Regions from separate parts of the Homo sapiens genome. Here region 2 is linked to region 1. Evidence: read pairs that join two places in POLR2A ChIA-PET (ENCODE). Cell type or tissue: A673. All regions are shown on one strand. Region 1 overlaps LINC02074 (long intergenic non-protein coding RNA 2074). Region 2 overlaps LOC107985081 (a long non-coding RNA gene).

The links. Peaks named below come from ENCODE experiments on the same cell type or tissue, not always from the same donor. Only the 100,000 strongest peaks of a DNase experiment are listed, where the experiment ranks them.
Region 2: POLR2A ChIA-PET joins it to region 1 with 10 read pairs; 3 of 35 experiments call an interaction of 5 or more read pairs at or near these places.

The regions. Positions count from the first base shown.
Region 1 is chr17:74,101,113-74,105,112 of GRCh38, forward strand. All of the region lies in intron 2 of LINC02074 (long intergenic non-protein coding RNA 2074), which reads right to left. Among named protein-coding and RNA genes, the nearest start is that of LINC02074, 9.8 kb to the right of the region's middle. In A673, no CTCF peak of the experiment used is centred here; no DNase peak of the experiment used is centred here; H3K27me3 peaks cover 578 bases.
Region 2 is chr17:73,923,144-73,927,143 of GRCh38, forward strand. The region is part of intron 2 of LOC107985081 (a long non-coding RNA gene); the gene reads left to right. LOC105371888 (a long non-coding RNA gene) reads right to left here. Exons shown (of 6, transcript XR_934962.2): 6 at 2,413-3,513. Among named protein-coding and RNA genes, the nearest start is that of LINC00469, 97 kb to the left of the region's middle. In A673, no CTCF peak of the experiment used is centred here; DNase peaks (open chromatin) are centred at 1,698 and 1,878.

The DNA of each region.
Region 1 (4,000 bases):
CCTCTCCTCTGTTACAGATTCATAGGACCTGGTCCGTGCAGAGAGCTTCACCCCAACACACATTCTCAAGTACGGCAGATAAACAGGTATTCCAGAACACACACACGCACAGGCATGTATGCACTTACACATGTGCACATATACACATGCACATATATACATACACAAACATGCATGCACACATGTATACACTGTCAAACTGCTCATAGAGATCCAAAGCTCCACTTGCACAGCCACACAATGAAACAAAACAATCCCACACTTCGTTCCTACTCTTAACTGCCAGAAAAGCTGGGGGTACCTTTCAGATGCCAGGGACAAAACCAGGAAGACAGGCGAGGCTCTTCTTCACCCACCTAAATTCCTTCCGACCATTTCTCAAAGACCCACAGCCCAGCCTTTTCATGCTGCTGCCCTTCACTCTTGCAGGGGACACTCATGGAGCCTGAGACTGCCAACCTCTTCCCCAAAGCCCACGAATAGAATATGGAAGGAAGGAAGGAAGGCTCTTAGACAAAGAGGTCAGGGTCCACTTCTCCGTTTGATCTCCCCAGCTGCAAAGGGGCAGTTCAGAGCTTGCTAGGCCTGCCTGGCAGGGGAGGGGAATGAAGGGGTGAGAAGTGAAGCAGGCAGCCAGCAGTGGCCAGCATCCTCTGCGGCATGAATATCAGGTCATGAAATGCAATTAGGGCTGCTTGTGCCTAACCTCCCTTCCTCTGCAGCTCCCCGTGACTTGGCAGACTATTTGGAGGACGTTCCAAGCTCCATTAGTTTAGCATCCTTTGACCTTGAGGGTCTGCTACTGAGCACACATCCAACTGGCTGCCTTCCATCTGCACTGGGGCAAGTAGGGACCAGGCTTTGTCACTTTTCTGAAGACCAAGCTCTTGGCTGAACCAGTCTCCTGAGGGTCTCCATCATCCTCCCAGGCTACAAGTGCCTCTTGTGTTTCGAGCTGGTGAGACCTCCTCTGCCCCCAAGCTCTATGGCACCAAGATGACCTGCAAGCCACTCCTCTCCTACAGAGTGGACTCCTCCACACGGGAAAGGGCTAAGCAGCTTCCAGCCTTTTGTGGAGTAGGTGTTTGATAAGAAGTATTGCATTCGTGGATGAATAAACGCACAGCCCTGGAGGAGAAGCCTCTTCATGCTCATCTCCTTTATTTTCTTCTTTCCTTCTCCTCCTGAAAGTCATATCCTCTCCTGCCTGTAAGCTCAGGTGCTGTGTTCTACCTGCTTGCCACACTACTCTACTGAGCAGGCTCCCGCTGCTCTGGAGGACACACTCCAGTATCTGTTCTTTGCTTTCTTCTCATGTCATTTCCTTTTCCTCAGGTCCACTCGGGAGGAGTTAAGATCAGGATTGGAGGAGGGGCCCTGCCGGTCCTTCCTCCTCCACACACTCCTCACCTCACCCCGCAGCTGGATAGAATAGTGCCTCTAGCTGGCCTCGCAGTGTCCGGCTGTCATCCACTCGACAGTCCCCAGGGTGCTTCCGGCCCAGGACGCCAGGCTCTGCACGGGGATCTCCACCCCACCAACCCCGCTTGTTTTCTGCACATCCATACCATCCTGGCTGAGTCTGAGAACTGGCCACAATGAAATGCATGACAGAAGAGGAAAGAGCCTTCCCCAAATTGTCAGACTGAGCCCCAGCCTCAAGTACAGAGAAGGGGATAAGAGAATTTCACCCTTGGGTCTTCTCAGCCAAAACCTTCTAGCACTGGAGGCAAGAGGAGGAGAAGACAAAGAAGAAGGGATCCTCTTTTCCCCCAAAACCCGGTGCTGACTTGAGCTTCCCCAGCCCTGCCTCCCAGGACAGCATCTCACCTTTCAGACCTCTCCCTACCACCTCCTTCCTGCCCACTTAGAAACCTGCTCTAGGTTAACCCTGGAAAGGAACAGGTAAGTAATTCATACTAGAGTGTGTATTACTAGAGTATGAATCACTCAACAAGAACTTGATACTCTCGCCCCAGGTGTGTCTTCCTGTGACAGGGGCTGATGTTTTCGACCTGGGAAGGCAAGTAACTTCCATCTCCCATGCCCGGTCTAGCTGGCCCCGGCTGCCTAGAGCACCCCGGGAAGACTAGGAAAGTCTTCTGAAGCCACCTCTGGGCTCAATGAGAAAGAGTACGCTGATCAATTGGTGATGTCTGCCATGGACACAGGATGGGGAGAGTCCTAGTAGGTTCACTCGGTATTTGACATTCCAGATTTAATTCAAAAGGACTTATGTAGTGAAATTCCAGAACTGTACATGAGCCCTGCTCTAATTAGGCCAATGAGGTGAGCAAAGGCTGGCTTGGCCAATCCTGGCTGTTTCTCCCACTCCCCACCTGCCGCAGTTGGCTAAACTGAAATCAGAGAGAAGGATGCTCTGCTGCAGCCACTGGGCTCCCAAAACCCATGCAAGGCACACTGGAAAGATGGGCAACCACTGGGGTCAAGCAAGGCTGAACTCTCTCTGGGCCAAAAACCGGGTATGGATGAGTGGCCATGGAAGAACTCTGCCCTTCTCCGTTCAAGGTCAGGGTTGGGTGAGGTATGTTTCTGATTTGATTCCTCCAGCCTGAACAGTGGTTCTCAGATGTCACCGCACATGGAATCACTTAGGAAGCTTTTTAAAAACAGATACCTGCGCTTCAGCCCCAGAAATGCTGGCTTAACTGGTCTGGGGTGCAGCCTGGGCTTACAGAAATGTTAAAATCTCCCTACGATTCTAATCTTTCAGCCAAGGTCGAGGCCACTGGGCTGAGTTTTGAGAAATCGTTTAGGCCAGTGTTTCTGAAACTAATATTCATTCAAATCACCTGGGATTGTGTTAAAATGAAAACTTTTATTAGACTGGGGTGAGGGCCCAGAGTCTTCATCTATAACAAGCTCCCCAGTGATACTGATGCTGCTGGTTCTAGGACCACACTTTCAGGAGGAAGGATTTAGGCCACTGGTTCTCAGAGTGCAGTCCCCTGACCTGGCAGCCTCAATATCACCTAGGAGCTCCTTAGAAATGCACCTTCTTGCGTTCTATCCCAACCTACTGACTTGGGAACTTGGGGGCACACACAAGTGTGGGAACCAATGGTCACTGAGAGGGGCCAGTCTCCTGCTTCCAGGACACACCTGTTCCCCAGGTCTGCAGGATGCCTTCAGAAGAGCCCTCTTAGATACAGCTCCCTTCCTGGTCCAGCCAGATGTGTGTTTGAGGGGTGGTGAGAACAAGTGTAAAGGAATTAATGAGTCCATATGTCAATTTTTGGCCAGGAATAAATGCACACAGTAAATGCACAAACGTCTAGTTTTCCAACCCTGAGGGAGAAGGAAAAAAGACACCTGAAAAACACCAGCAATGGAGAGATGAAATTCAATTCCAAACTAAAAATACACATAATTTATCATTATCTAGAAGGAGATTGGGTGAAGGCCATTAGCGGGTATTTTCTGGTTGATGCTGCTCTCAACAGCATGAGTGGCGAGCCAGAAGGGTTACTGCCCTACATTTCCCTTTGCTGCAGTTACGCAGCAACAACTCCAATGCACAGAAGGCCCCATGCTGCTTCCTCCCACCAGAAATGATTTCCCATTATCTAGTGGCTGGTGGGTAGAGGGCATCAGGGCTCCAAAGGTACCAGCCTCCTGAGGGGCAAAGCCACCTCTATTTCTCAGAAAAAGAACTTAAACCCAGCAGGGCTGCTGCAGACAGACTACCCCGGGGGCAGGGGCCCAGGGGTGGTAGCGGGGATGGAGTACTTTTCCACAGCGTCCTGGCATCCTGGGTCTGCCCAGGAAACTCTAGGGGCTTGGGCTTGGTGGAGAGGAAGCAGGAGCCTCCAGGATGACTGTGGCTGTCCCCACCTGTCCACTTCCTGGGATGCAAGGAGGCTTTGCAGAAGAATGTAAGTGCTGTTGCCCTGACAGGCAGATGTGAATCGGAACTAACCTCAGAATACAGGGGAAGAGCCCAAGAGAGGAAGTGGCAAGTTTCATGTACGCCAACATC
Region 2 (4,000 bases), 180 kb before region 1:
AGAGTTAGCCTCAACAATTATATCATATTATCTAGCTCTAATGCACTCAAGTAAGAAATTTAATAATAAAAATATACCCATTAAAAATCTATGTCTGGAAAGTTTACAATATCTAAGTACTGATGGCTTTAAAAAGGAGTTATAATGAAAATTTGAAAATAGAAATATGAATAACTGAATTATAAAATTATTTCATATAAAAATTTTGGGGGTGCAGCTAAAGCAGTATTTAGAGGAAAATATATAACTTTAGCTGCTTATATTAGAACTAAAGGCTCAAAATTAGTGACTTGAGCATTCCATTTAAAAAGTCAAAAGAATAGCAGAATAAACCCAATAAAAACAGAAAGAAGAAAATATTCAAGCTAAGAACAAAACTAAAGGCAAAAATAAAGTTCAATAAAAAGAAATGTCAAAACCAAAAATTGGTTCTTTGGAAAAAAAAAAAAAAAGCTTTTAAAATGACCATTCCTTAGCTAGCAAGATTACTCAGAAGAAAATAAACAGGATGGGGAGTGGAGAGAGAAAGAATGAAAAAATAAACAATATTAGGAACAATATTAAGAATTAAAAAGGGCTTATTACTGCAAAAGCTGCAATTATTAAACAGATGAGACGAGGTTAAGAAAAACTTTATGATAAATTTTAAAACTTAGATAAAAGTGGATAAATTCTAGAAAAATACAATTTATCAAAGAAGCAGTAGAAAACCTGGAGAGTCTAATGACCTTTAAAGAAATTGAATTATTAGATAAAAATCTTCCAGAAAAAAAAAAAAACTAGGTCCAAATGATTTATCAGCAATTTCTACAAAATGTTTTAGGAACTACTTTTCCAGGTCATAGAAAAAGAAGAAACCTGCCCCCATCAGTTTAAAAGATTAGCAAAATCTTAATTCCAAAACTTGACAAGGATGATATGGGCAAGAAAAATCAGTCTAATCTCATGCAAAAACTGCTTAGTAAGGATAGAATTGATCATTTTGCAGTAACAAATTTCAAAATGTCAGTGGTCTTGCACTATGGAGGTCTGGTTCTCTTCCATGTCACAGCCTGTTGCAGGACAGGCAGCTCCGCTCCAGGCAGTAACACAGGAACCCAGGCTGCTTCTCTTTTATGGCTATACCGCCTAGAACATGCGGCTTCCAAAGTTTCCACAAAAGGGGAAGTGCAGGCTGGAAAATCGTGGGATGATTTTAAGGTCCATGCAGAGAAGTGACTACACCATTGTTGAGGATTGACTTGTGTCCTCCAAAATTCAATTATTGAAGTCCTAACCCCGAGTACCTCAGAATGTGACTGAATTTGGAGATAGGGTCTCATGATGTTTTAAATTATTTAATTACCACTTTTAACAGGGTCTCACTATGTTTCCCAGACTGGTGTCAAACTACTGGGCTCAAGCAGTCCTCCCACCTCAGCCTCCTGAAGTGCTGGGATTACAAGCACGAGCCACCCCACCCAGCCCATAAAATATTTTTTATTTGTGACTTTTACATCTCTGTTCATGTGGCAGAAACCGCACAATGTGCTTAGCCCACCACTTCCTTTTCCTGGACATAAAGAAGTGGTAATTAAAATAAGTTCATAGGGGTGGGTGCTAATCCGATATGGCGGGTGTCCTTATAAGAAGAGATTAGGACACAGCTGTTCATGCATAGAGGAAAGACCATATGAAGACACAGCAAGAGGTCGGTCATCTGACAGCCAAGGAGAGGAGCCTCAGAAGAAACCAAATCTGCTGACCCTCTGATCCTGGACTTCCAGCTTCCAGAACTGTGAGAAAATTAACACCTATTGTTTAAGCTATTCTGTCTGTGGTATTTTGTTAGGGAAGCCCTGGCAAACTAATCCAATTATCATTCCCTTAGTAGGAACTCAGTCACATGGTCCCAATCTAACTGCAAAGGAGGCTGGCAGATTTGCTCTTCTTTATGTCCAGGACAAGGAAATGGTGGGCTAAGCACATTGTGTGGTTTCTGCCACATGAACAAATATGTAAAAGTCATGAACAAAAAATCTTTTATGGGCTGGGTGGAGTGGCTCATACCTGTAATCCCAGCACTTCAGGAGGCTAAGGTGGGAGGATTGCTTGAGCCCAGTAGTTCGAGACCAGTCTGGGAAACATAGTGAGACCCTGTTTTACAAAAAATAAAAAAATTAGCCGGGCTTTGTGGCACATGCCTGTAGTCCCAGCTACTCAGGAGGCTGAGGAGGGAGGATTGCTTGGCCCCAGGATGTCAAGGCTGCAGTGAGCAGTGATCACGTCACTGTACTCCAGCCTAGATGACATAGTGAGACCCTGTCTCAAAAAAAAAAAAAAAAAAAAAAAATTCATGAACCCATTAGAAATAAACCCAACAGAAAAATGAGCAAAAACATAAATAGGCATTTGCTAGAAAAGAAAGCAAAATGGCCCTTCACCATATGAAAAGCTGTGGCTCCCGGCTGCTACTCCAAGCGTGGCCTGCTTAGATCACAGTGGTATCCTTTGGGACATGTCTGTAATAAGGAAAATGAAAAGCAAAATCCTACAGAGATACCATCTCATACTTACCAGGTTGGTAAAATGTAAAAGTTTGTCAATACCAAGAGATGATGAAATGTGGGCCAACAGAAACTCTGGTCCTTCACTAGGGTAGAGTGGGAATGGGCATAACCATTTTGGAAAACAGTTTGCCTGTTCATTGTAAGATTTAATGCATGGTTACCTTAGGATCAACAACTCTACTTCTCAGTGTAAACCTAGGTACATAGAGCAGTGCTTATCAAACTCTAGCATGCATACAATTTTGCTAATATGCAAATTCTAATTCAGTAGATCTGGGATAGGACCCTGAAAATCTGCCACTGTTCTGAGGGCTACACTTGGAGTAGCAAACCTTGAGTTTCATAAATCCATATTCACAGCAATATTCATAATAGCTCAAACCCCAAATTTCCACCAGCAGTAGGCTGGGCAAATAAATTGCAGCATATTCATACACTGGAGTATTATTTAGAAGTGAGAATGAATGAACCACAAACACTCACATTAAAAATAGATGAATCCAACAAATATATTCTTGAGCAAAAGAAGCAAGGCACAGAAGAAAATATACAGTATGACTCCATTATATAAAGTTCAAAACTCAGGCAGAGCTAAATAATACCCAGGCACACCTAATTTTAGTGTGCTTCACAAATATTGCATTTAAAAAAAAAAATTAAAGGTTTCTGGCAACCCCGTGTCAAGCGAGTCTATCAGCATCATTTTTCCAACAGCATGTGCCCACTTTGTGTCTTGTTGTTATATTCTGATAATTTTCACAATATTTCAAACCTTTTCATCATTATATCTGTTATGGTGATCTGTGATCAATAATCTTCAAAGTCACCATTGTAATTGTTTTGTGGTGCCACAAACTGTGCCCATAAAAGATGGCAAACCTCATCAATAAATGTGTGTATTCTGCGTCCTCCACCGAGGAGCTGGTCCCTCATCTCTCTCCTTCTCCTCGGGTTCCCTTATTCCCTGAGACACAAAAATATTGAAATTAGGTCAATTAGTAACCCTAGGTGTTAGGGCAATTAATAATCCAAGTGTTCAAGTGAAAGGAAGAGCTGTACCTCTCCCATTTTAAGTCAAAAGCTAGAAATGATTAAGCTTAGTGAGGAAGGCCTGTCAAAAGCTGAGACAGGTCAAAAGCCAGGCCTCTTGCATCAAACAGCCAAGTTGTGAATGCAAAGGAAAAATTCTTGAAGGAAATTAAAAGGGCTACTCCAGTGAACATACTAGTGATAAGAAAGTGAAATGCAGCACTATTCACAATAGCAAAGACATAGAATCAACCTAGGTGTCCATGAACGCTGGATTGGATAAAGAAAATGTGGTTCATATATTCCATGGAATACCATGTGGTCATAAAAAAAAGGAACGAAGTCATGTCCTTTGCAGCAACATGAATGTAGCTGGAGGCCATTATCCTAAGTGAACAGAAAGAGAAAATCAAATACTGCAT